2 separate regions of the Homo sapiens genome follow, and region 1 is linked to region 2. Evidence: chromatin contacts called from ENCODE Hi-C or POLR2A ChIA-PET data. All regions are on one chromosome and are shown on one strand. Each heading gives the region's core, a stretch centred on a gene start or an enhancer-like site at or near the end of the contact. The rest is flanking DNA. Distances are from core to core; before and after follow the strand shown.

The links. Hi-C counts contacts between places; a loop is a spot of excess contacts on that map. ChIA-PET counts read pairs that join two places held with the same protein, here RNA polymerase II (POLR2A). Pooled maps may share reads with other maps.
Region 1: a loop to region 2 is called in a map with no recorded cell type, with 6 times the contacts of the local background. The contact joins two enhancer-like sites. A Hi-C loop is called at or near these places in 1 of 37 single-sample maps with no recorded cell type and 2 of 50 pooled maps. POLR2A ChIA-PET finds 5 or more read pairs at or near these places in 1 of 52 experiments (PC-9).

What each region holds. Positions count from the first base shown.
Region 1 is chr1:79,037,731-79,043,713 of GRCh38, forward strand. No RefSeq gene overlaps it. Among named protein-coding and RNA genes, the nearest start is that of ADGRL4, 34 kb to the left of the region's middle. Within about 2 kb of position 3,106, at least 2 of the 41 ENCODE cell types and tissues checked have a DNase peak (open chromatin) inside an H3K27ac peak, as active enhancers do.
Region 2 is chr1:77,925,504-77,931,402 of GRCh38, forward strand. NEXN (nexilin F-actin binding protein) reads left to right here. Exons shown (of 13, transcript NM_144573.4): 7 at 911-1,108; 8 at 1,213-1,389; 9 at 3,813-4,001. Among named protein-coding and RNA genes, the nearest start is that of NEXN-AS1, 39 kb to the left of the region's middle. Within about 2 kb of position 1,253, at least 3 of the 41 ENCODE cell types and tissues checked have a DNase peak (open chromatin) inside an H3K27ac peak, as active enhancers do.

The DNA.
Region 1 (5,983 bases), core at 1,856-4,355, 1.1 Mb after region 2:
TGTACCTTGGAAGTCACTAACTCTTCAGATTAACAGTCTCATAGGCAGAAGGGACTTAACTTGTCTCAGATGAGACTTTGAGTTAATGCTGAAATAAGGTAAGAATTGGGGACTATTGAAGAGTTAAAATTGTATTTTGCAATGTGAGAAAGATGTGAAATTTGGGAATTGCCAAGTGCAGAATCATATGGTTTGGATTTGTGACCCTGCACAAATCTCATGTCAAATCGTAATTCCCAATGTTAGAGGAAGGGCCTAGTGGGAGGTGATTGGATCATGGAGGCAGACTTCCCCCTTGCTATTCTTGTGATAGTGAATGCGTTCTCATAAGATCTTGTTGTTTAAAGGTGTGTAGCACCTCCTCCCCTGTCTCTTTCTCCTTCTCCAGCCATGTAAGACTTGACTGTTTCCCTTTTGCCTTCTGTCATGATTATAAGTTTCCTGAGGTCTCCAAGCCATGCTTCCTGTACAGCTTGTGGAACTGTGAGTCAATGAAACCTCTTTTTTTCTTTTTTACAAGTTACTCAGTCTCAGGTAGGTAGGTCTATAGCAAGACCAATGTGAGAACAGACTAACACACACACACACACACACACACACACACACACACACACACACACTCTATTATTTTGATCAATGAGAAAAGTTAAGTCATTTAGCTTGCAAATGCAAAATGTAACTCTGAGTAAGCTTTGGACCGTTTTCAGTTAAAGCAACCTCCCCAAGTTTTGCACATTTTCTGAAAATATGTGCACATTTTTAGGTTTCTCCTGAACTTTTCCCAGGACCTTTCTGCCTACATATTTCTTCTAATGTTGTCCTGTATCATTTAATGCAGCCATTCCTAATGCAATGACTGATCAGAAAAATAGAAGTATCCTGACTGGCTGTATTCACCCTTCCAACTTGGGCTGGGTAGGGTTGGTTTCTGCTTTGGGAAACTTCTATGTCCTGGCAACGTACCTATAGATTTCCTTCTCTGGGCTGATTTGCCTACAAATTTCTCACAGATTGAGGCACTTTATTCTTCTTTCACAGCATATTAAAAATACTTTTATTACAGCATATCTGTGCTGTATTGAAATTGTATGTTAACTACCTCATTTTTTTAAAGTGACCTCCCAAGTTTCTGAGCTGTATCTTTCCATTTCTGTGTCTTAAGAGCCTTGTAGAGGAGGTTCTTTACATGCAGTAAAGTTTGTGAAAGATTGAAAAATTGACTTTCCTCTGTCCAAAGTGTCACCAGTAGTGGGTTGTGACTGCAAGTTGTCCAGTTCCTTGGCGTTTTGAACAAAGAATTGGACATAATGCCCCGCAAAGCAAAGAAAGAATGAAGCAGCAGAAGAATGAAAGCAGGGATTTATTGAAAACAAAAGTACACTCCACAGTGTGGGAGCAGACCCGAGCAATGGCTCAAGGGCCAGGATAGAGAATCTTCTTGGGTGCAAATACCCCCTAGAAGTTTCCCATTGGCCACTTCATGCTCACCTCATGTAAATGAAGTGGTAGCCCACAATCAGTCTGATTGGTTGCAGAAAGCAGCCAACCAGAGGCTGAAATGAAGTTGCCAAGGTCACACTCCTGTGCAAACATCTCATTGGTTGCAAGAAGCAACCATCAGAGGCTAGTGTGAAGTTACAAAGTTATACATTGCATGCAAATGAAGGCTCACCACAATCAATCTGATCGGTTGTGGACAGCAACCATTCAGAGGCTGGAGTGAAGTTACAAAGCTGCAAAGGAAGATTCCACCTGCAATCAGTCTGATTTGCTGGGGACAGCCAATTTCTCATCTGCCACGCAGAAAAAAATGGGGTTCGCAAAGGGAGTAGCCCCTGGTCCTTTTGTTACTTAGGTGTGAAAAGTGAGAGTTTTCCTTTCAATTCAGTTCTATGAAGTTGGTGTGAAACAGCCTTTGGTTCCCTGCATCTACACCCAAATCTCCTGTCTCAAAATCAGGTTTCCCTTTTGTAATTTTGGCATTTATAATAACTTATTATACACATTTGTCTCTAGAGGTCTTCTTGAACACACATGGCCTTGAAATAACACTTTCTAAACATTAATAGCTATTGATAAGCAAAGAAAATAAAATAAAATAGAATTAATCAAATTTATCTGCTTTTTAAGCATTTAGATTCTGAACTTAGACTTGTATTTATTTCTAAAATGTTTGAATGGAATGAAAAAAATATTTACCAGATACTTAGGCAGTGGAAATTCAGTATTTGCCACAATATCAGTTGAATGATCCAAAAAAAGTTAAATGATTCTTAATTTACTTAAATTAAGAGAGCAACAGTTTTAAAAACATTGAGGGCTAATTACAACTAAATAAATTAAAATATATGCACATCAAAATATACATGTATGGGTACTTTATTTTCAGCAACCAACTGAGAAATTCCTGTTTAGGCAAGATTCTACCCACTCAGAAGTTTGGTTGATAAGCTATCTTCATGAAATACATAATAATAACTCTGTGTGTGTGTGTGTGTGTGTGTGTGTGTGTGTGTGTGTGTGTAGAGAGAGAGAGAGAGAGAGAGAGAAAGGCTGCTGGTTTTGAAAGTGGAATGATGATAGTTCTACTATTTCAAGTATCAATAGTCTTATAAGGTAAAAATAGTGACAGTCTAATCAGATCTAACCAAAAATTTAACCAAAAAAAAAATTTTCAAGCTCTCTTTTTGAAACAACGCTTTACATAATATACTTACATTCATTACTAATCTCACTCAAGAATACAGGTAATGATACTCTAAAGCCAGTGAGCGAAATATGCAAGTAATATCTAAGTCGCGGTTAAGCTTCCTTCTTTCCTTTGACATGAGGTACTCTGAGACTTGTACATTTTTTCACTTATTCACCTTTTAAGTAATACAGTTTAATTTCAACGTATTAAAATCAGTCACAAAAATGCTCTTCCAAAGCATTTACAAAAGCTTCTGCTTACTAGTGTTTTAGTCATAATTTCAATTTGCTAACTTCCTTTGCAATACGTACTTTCGTTTCAATGTTTTCTCTTAAATCACCACCTCTTTCATGATAAATTGTTGTGATAAAAAAAAGTGCTTCCTCTGGTGGGACGATGTAACTATTCATTTCGCTAATGTACTTCACATCTGTCATTTGCAGTCCCTAAATACTTTGTCACAGCACGAAATAGAAACCTTACAGAGTAGGTCTATGAAGTATGTTTTCATTTTAAGTCACTATCTATGATGTAATTTGGAACAGTGGAATGATTAGATCAGTCTTTTCTTTTCTTCTGTCAGTACCAGAGACAAAGCATGTTAACTATAGAAATGTCAACTTTCATATTCCCTGATAAACTGAGCACTATTTCCAGGATTTATTCTAAACTCAGGCTTTGAGGGTGGGGACTGACCCTTATGTGCCTGCTCATACACAGTTAAGTAATTATTTGTGGTTGATAAGGACTACCTATTTTCTATTGACTTGAAGAAATTGTATTTGCAGTAGGTTTAAAAGAAAAAGCTGCCAGAGGAAATTTGGGTGGAACCCTGTCAATTCAGTTAATTTAAGACCCAGAGTTACTATATAAAGGAAGGAAGCAGATACCAACTCTTAAAAAAGACATCTACATTATCCAGAATAGTGCTCAAAAATATTATGCATTCAAATATATTTTAATAAGTGAATGTTGAGTAATGAATGACATAAAATATTTTTTACTAAATACAACTTTACCATAATATTAAAATATATTTGGCAGGAAAAATCCAAAAGGGATCCCTCTGTTAGGAGATTGCATTCTCTTTTATTCTTTCTTTTCTTTTATCAAATGATGCAGCCAAAGAGAGAGATCTGAATAAGACATAACGCAAGTGTAGAAACAAAAGTCCAGGAAATCATCTTAATTATATGTATTTATTTGTACAGTCTTTCTCTGTCACCAAGGCTGGAGTGCAGTGGTGTGGTCATAGCTCACTGCAGCCTCGAACTCCTGGGCTCAAGGGATCTTCCCATCTCAGATGCCCAAGTAGCTAGAACTAGAAGTGCATGCCGCCATGCCCAGACAATTTTGTAATTTTATTTTTTGTAGAGATGGGGTGTTGCTTTGTTGCCTAGGATGGTCTTAAACTCCAAGCAACCCTCTCACTTTGGCCTCCCATAGCACTTGGATTAGGGACGTGAGTCACCATGCCTGGCCATCTTAATTGTTTCCAATAAATCATACATTTAAACTACTTAACCTAGCAAATATTTAAATAAATTAAGAGAAAAATATTTTCTAAATTACTTAAGGCCAATCATAAAGAAATTACAATATATGTGAATGGAAATTAACACAAAGAAGTATTTTTGTTTTCAGCATCTAAATGAGAAATTCCTGTTTAGGTAGAATTGTCAGAAGTTTGACTGAAAAACCATCTTCATAAAAGTACACACGAATAACCTAGTATTGTGTGTGTGTGTGTGCATATATATATATATATATATATATATACATACACACATGAGTGTGTGTGTATGTGTGTGTGTGTAGACAGCTCATTTTGAAAGTGGGATGCTAATACTTCTGCTATTTCCAGCATGAGTCATTTAGAGGTAAAAACAGTGACTCATCAGATTTAACAAAAATTTAGCCAAAAACCTAAACTTTCAAGATCCCTTTTTGAAACAAGATTTTTACATAATATGCTATCATTACTTATTAATGTCACTCAAGAATAAAGATAATGATGTTCTAAAGCCATCTCAATAAGGAAGCCGTAAAATATTGTTCATTGTATCTTTATTTCATCTTTTAAAATCTGCTTTTGTTTATGTTTATGTTGTATTTAAGAGAGATTAATCCTGTATGGGATTATATATAAATATATGTATATTTGGTACTAAAAATGAAATGGATATATCAGTCTAATAATAGAATTCTGGAGGTAACTGATACTGAACTAACTGTAGAAGATTGATAGAGCTTCAGAACTTAAGAGGAGCTTGTGAAGAGATAAAAAGAAGCCTCAAAAACGTCCTGAAATTCATATGGATGGAATGGGCAAACATTACGCTAAGTGAAATAAGCCAAATACAGGAAGTCAAATACCACATATTTTCACTTATATGTGGAACCTAAAACAATAGAAGTCACAGAACCAAAAAGTAGGATGGTAGTTACTAGCAACTGGGCTGTGGGGGAATGGGAGGATTACAGTCAAAGGGTACAAAGCCTCAGTAAGGAGGGATATGTTTTATTTTTTTTTAGGTGAATTGCACAGCTTGGTGAATATAGCTGATAATTGAGTCCTTTATGTTTCAATGTTGCTGAGAGTAAATTTCTAATGTGTTCGTCAACAAATGTTAAATATTTGAAGTTAATTAGCTTAATTTACTCTTTCCATGTTGTATTAAAAAAGCGGAACACCACTTCTATAATTATATGCAACTGTAATTTGTGTATAATAAAAATAAAAATTAGAAAATCTAAGTGCATGTGCTGACCTGGATGTTTCTAAAGAGAGCCTTCAGAGCTGTCATGACATTATAAAAAATAGTGACTCATTTTAGCTTAAAAAGAGGCATATTATTCAATACCTTGCAGATTTATACTGAAAAATATTTAAACATATGAGAAACAAATATTTGGTATCTGTTAAGATATTTGAATAAAATAAATTGGATTTACTGTAAAATAAATAAGGCTTCAGAAAATGATATAGGTTGCAAAAATATATAATTGTGTCAATTGACTGAAATGCATCAAATAGCAGGTGTGACAACTGATAGCTAAAATGATATTTAACAGAAATTCGTATGATAGAATTTCATTTTTTCTTTCCCATTTCGTCATCAAAAATACACGATAGATAGAATAAAATGAAAACAGATGAAATGAATTTCCGCATGGGTTATGCAAAGTTGCATCTCCTCAGTGAAATCTTAGGAAGTCCCGAATTCATTCCTGTGATTATGACTGGAATGTGCAGAATCTGTGAATTACTTCTTCATTCTGCCAACTGAC
Region 2 (5,899 bases), core at 3-2,502:
ATTTTTTGAACTGTTACTAACAGCTGAGATTGTTGAACGCTAACATTTATAAAAAGGCAATTTTATTTTCATCATTTGTCTTCTTTCCTCAGAGTTCCTGAGAGTTTATGTTTTGGTTTTTATATAATAGTACAGAGTGCAGTATCTGTTACCAAGAAGAAATGTTCAACAACCACAAAAATTTTAGTCATCCCTTTTATCTAACAGAATAAGTTAAAAATCTTTCAATTTGATGGTGTGCCCAAAACTACAGCCCATAAATTGGGAGCAATTTTATCTCAGGGCCATGTGTTTCATTTCACCACTCTTCTTAGTTTTTAAAAAAGTCAGAGGCAACAACAGATTATATAATTAAAATGAATTAAATAATAATTTTAAAATATTTTAATACAATCAAATACCAGAGAGTTTATCTATAATATATATAAATGTTTAATAAATCACTTGGAAATACTGTGTTTTTTTCTCACTAAATACTGGTTTCATTAAGTATTTAAAAGCTTGCATAGAGAGAAAAATCATATGAGGAAACTTTTTTTTGTTTAAACTGAATCTATCCACCATCAAATTGATTTAGAGTATATTCACATGCACATTTTGTGGATTAGTGCACAAATAGCTTAATTCAGGCAATGTCACTGCAGTTTCGTTATCCAAACAGCTGTATTAACTCCATCTTCTAGGAAATAGAATGCTTCTTGAACCTCGTCAGCAATGGATTTCAGCAAGATTAACTCATAATGCACAAAGAATTTAGAGTAGGAGATATTTAATAATAATCTGTAAAAAAATGTTCTTCATAATAACATTGATGACAGTGTAATGAAATTCACCTATGATGGAGGTAAAGTCCCATGAAACCCAATTTTGATTAAGAAGAAATAGGCTAATTATCTATTTTATAAAATAGGAAGGAGATGATTCACTACTTATAACTGTGGTACCTGTCAAATCATATAAAACATCTGGAAAAATGAAAAAGAATTTTGAGGATCTAGAAAAAGAACGTGAAGAGAAAGAAAGGATCAAGTACGAGGAAGATAAAAGAATAAGATATGAAGAACAACGACCATCTCTCAAGGAAGCAAAGTGTCTTTCATTAGTTATGGTAAATTTTTGTTTGTTTGTTTTCTAAGAAACAAATCAAGGCAGTTTAAGTTAGCAGCATTTTCCTTTATGACTAAAAGGTGGGTTTTCATAACGTTTTCTTAGGATGATGAAATAGAAAGTGAAGCAAAAAAAGAATCACTTTCTCCCGGAAAATTGAAACTAACTTTTGAAGAACTGGAGCGACAAAGACAAGAAAACCGAAAGAAGCAAGCTGAAGAGGAAGCAAGAAAACGTTTAGAAGAAGAGAAGCGTGCTTTTGAAGAAGCAAGGCGGCAAATGGTAAATCTACATATTTAAACCTTACAATTAATATTAATGAAGTTAGCCGACTTAAGATAAGGTTTACTACTACAAATTCAAAGAGATTTTACATATAGAAGGGCTGATTTTCTAATTGTATTCATATTTCATATATAAAATACATCTAGGCTAGGCACGGTGGCTCATGCTGTAATCCCAGCACTTTGGGAGGCCAAGGTGGGTAGATCACCTGAGGTCAGGAGTTTGAAACCAGCCTGGCCAACACTGTGAAATCCCTGTAATCCCAGCTGCTTGGGAGGCTAAGGCACGAGAATCACTTGAACTTAGGCGATGGAGGTTGCAGTGAGCTGAGATCACGCCATTGCACTCCAGCCTGGGTAACAGAATGAGACTGTCTCAAAAAAAAAAATCCATACTGTTTTCCAGTTTTCACTCTGGGGCATTTTACCCAATATGCTTTAAATTTTTATTTTTATACATTGTTATTAATGTATAAATATGCAAAATAATTACTCAATGAACCTGGTTTCCTTCATCTGTTAGTTCAATCTGCAAAGTACTTAATGACATGGGTGCGGGACTGATTATAAGTGTAAACTTGTCCTCAGCAGTCCAGTTTTTCAACTGTTTGAACATATCAAAATAACAGTTTACGGTGGAATATGCAGTTTGTCCTATTAAGTGTATGTGTGTGCATATTTGTGTGCATGCCTCTGTGTGTGTGTGTCTGTGTGTGTGTGTGTGTGTGTGTGTGTGTGTAGTGTGGTTAAGAGCATGGATTGTGGGGCCAGATTGTCTAGATTCAGATATCAGCCATTTACTAACTGTGTAACCATGGACAACTGTTTTAATCTCTCGCTGTGTTAATTAATTAAATCTCTCTTAGTTTCTTCATTTTTAAAATGGTAAAAATGAAAGCGCCTACTTCTTTTTTTTTTTAACTTCCACAATGACTTGGATTTTTTTTCAATGCCTATTTCTTAAATGGTTAAACAAGTTAATATCTAGGAAGCACTTAAAATGGTGTTTGTTACATATACTAAGTTCTTTGAAAATGTTAATTATTACTATGGTATTAATAGATTTATCAACAGAAAGTAAAACTGAAATAAGAAAACACTGATTCCAAACCTCGTTTTAAGATTTAAAAATGCGCCAGGCATGGTGGCCATGCCTGTAATCTCAGCACTTTGGAAGGCTGAGGCAGGCAGATCCCTTGAGCCCAGGAGTTTGAGACCAGCCTGAGCAACATGTGGAAACCATGTCTCTACAAAAACAAATACAAAAATTAGCCAGGTGTGGTGGCACAGACCTGTAGTCCAAGCTCCCCGGGTGCTGAGGCGAGAGGATTGCTTGAGCCCGGGAAATCAAGGCTACGGCGAACTATGAATGAGCCACTGGACTCCAGCCTGGGTGACAGAGTGAGACCCTGTCTCAAAAAAAAAAAAAAAGGATCTAAAAATGGAATATTTGTAATTTTAAAGTTACAGAACTTTCTTGATCAGCTTTCTTGAATGATGTTCTAAGAATTATATATATAAAAATTTAATTTTCTAGACATTTATTTGAAAATGTTATTACTCGGGTATAGCTGCATAATATCTGCACATTTTAGATATTTCTGGTGGTCAACTTAATAAAGAAATAGTATTGTTAAATAAATAATACATTTCAATTGATATTATAGTAAATTTAATAATAAACCTTTAATGATAAAATCATAAAGCTGGAATTTTACATAAAATAGTTCTAGATAATAATCTTTTATCTGATTAGTATAAGGTACCATAGTTCACAGTAAAAAAAAAAATACAAAAATTACAAAATGAGAACATTATTTTACTACCAAAGAGATTCTGTGTAGATATACTTGAACCCCAATTATAGTACACACATACGCATTTTATATTTGTTCTGGGAAAGTTAATACTCAACAGTAACCCCTCACTGCAGCCTCAACCTACTGGGCTCAAGGGATCCTCCCACCTCAGCTTCTCGAGTAGCTGGGACTACAGGCACACACCACCACACTGGCTATAATGTGTTTTTTGGTTTTTAGTAGAGACGAAGTCTTGCTATGTTGCCCAGGCTGGTCTTGAACTCCTGGGTTCAAGTGATCCTCCTGCCTCCTAAAGTTCTGGAATTACAGGCGTGAGCCGCCACAACACCTGGCTAAAAATGTTTTAATATTCAATTTTATCTATAGAAATTTGGCTTATTTGAGAAGTTTTATTTAACCTGAGTACATCTTTATATGGAATTTCTCCAAATTTGAATATTTTATCATAGAAGACATTAAAAAGGAAGGGGATTTAGGTCAAGTATATTAAGGGCATTGAAACTCCTGTGTGATAGTGGCTAATTCTGTGCCTTTTGATTAATAATTCATTCCTTTTTCTGATGAACCTCAATTCTTAGTAATGAATTGTTTATTTGGTTAGGTAAATGAAGATGAGGAAAACCAAGACACAGCAAAAATTTTTAAAGGGTACCGCCCTGGTAAACTCAAACTCAGTTTTGAAGAAATGGAAAGGCAAAGAAGAGAAGATGAAAAAAGGAAAGCAGAAGAAGAAGCCAGAAGGAGAATAGAGGAAGAAAAGAAGGCGTTTGCTGAAGCAAGGAGAAATATGGTAAGACAGAAGCTAACTGGAGAATGCTATTAGAATTCACCTTTGAGAATATGTTAATAGAATCATTAGACTTTAGAGAATACCCTATTATTTCTGGAAACTGTGCCAAGAGTAGAAATGGCAAATATGTTTTAAAGTCTCCCATGGAATAACACCAGTTGGTTGAAGGTATTTGCTTCAATTTAGTGTTCAGAAGATTCTGCTTTAAATTGCCATGCTTGGCACAAAGGATGGAATATTATCTCCCTTCTCTGGGAAGGCATGTTTTCCAGAACTAAGTATCCAAGGAAGAAGAAGAAGTAGGGAGTTTCCTCCCTCAACTTTTCTTTCTTCCTCTCCATTCTTTCGCCACCTCCTTCCCATACTCCCTTTCTCCCTCCTTCATTCCTTTATTTCCTTCCTTTCCTTCTTTCAGTTTTCATCCCACCTACTATATATTAAATGACCTGAGTCATTTAATCAGAATTATTTCTCTCTTCAAAATGCTCACTCATCACTCCTGGAAATTGATACCTAACTTAACTGTCACAAGGTTATGACTGTACTTCCTATACCAGTTTTATGTTTGTACAATGTACAGTTATCTGACAAACAATTTTGAAGCAATTTGAGACTAGAGCACTGCATCTCCTTCTTGAAACACTGTAATTAGCTTTGGTGATATCGTAACCTGGTTTTCTTCCTCTGTATGGGTGAGCATCACACACATATGTCCAAGTGTTTATTTGGCTTTATTGCCCACACAGATACTCAAATCAGAAACGTGGAAGCCTGAAACACTTCCATCTTCTTATTCATGCCTGATGTCCAACCAGTCACTAAGTCTCGTTTATTCTACCTCCTAAATCACTATGAAATCTGTCAGTTTTCCCCCCATTTTCACCGCCACTACTATAATCCAAGTTACTGTTACAACTTGCCTGGGGCCAACTCCTCATTAACTTGCTTTCTTACCTGTAACCTATTCTTTCCTGTAAGGCCAGGAGTGATCTTTAAAAAGAAAGAAATTTTGATTGTGTTTTGTTACTGTTTTGCTTAATATTTCCCCACTTTTCTTAAGCAAAAATCCAAAAACTTCTAAAACAAATTTCTTTATAGTCTTGCTCTTGTATATTGCTCTCGTTTCATTTCTTGATTCTTCCTGAATCTGCTCTTTGTTCCAAATATGCTGAATTTGTTTGTATTTCTTCAAAGTGAGACTCAGCCTTCACACTGTCTGAAAGATGTCCCTCACTCCTTTCCCTATGCTCTGCTAACTCCAATTCATAACTTTCCATTTCCTCTGGAAAGCCTTTCCTGATAATAAACACCTTCCATGAATTCTTACAGCATTTAGTACTCTTCTATCATAGCGCTAATCCTGTATTGTTACCACTTATGGCTGTCTTTTCCACTCCATGAGGCCAAGACTGTTCATCAAACATGTGGCACAATGCTTAGCGTAGCAGACCTCCAATAAATGTTGATGGAACAAGTGATATTGAAATCTTACGTGCAGTAGGTAATCCCTGATTCATAAATGGTTTCTACATAGAAGTCCTACAGACGTTGTGAATGCACTTAATTTTTGGAGAATAAGCAGGTTTAGAAGCGGTAGAAGAAGCCGGGCGCGGTGGCTCACGCCTGTAATCCCAGCACTTTGGGAGGCCGAGGCGGGCGGATCACGAGGTCAGGAGATCGAGACCATCCTGGCTAACATGTTGAAACCCCGTCTCTACTAAAAATACAAAAAAAAAAAAAAAAAAAAAAAAAAAAAAAAATTAGCCGGGCGTGTTGGCGGGCACCTGTAGTCCCAGCTACTCAGAGGCTGAGGCAGGAGAATCGCATGAACCTGGGAGGCGGAGCTTGCAGTGAGCCAAGATCTCGCCACTGCACTCCAGCCTGGGGGACAGAGTGAG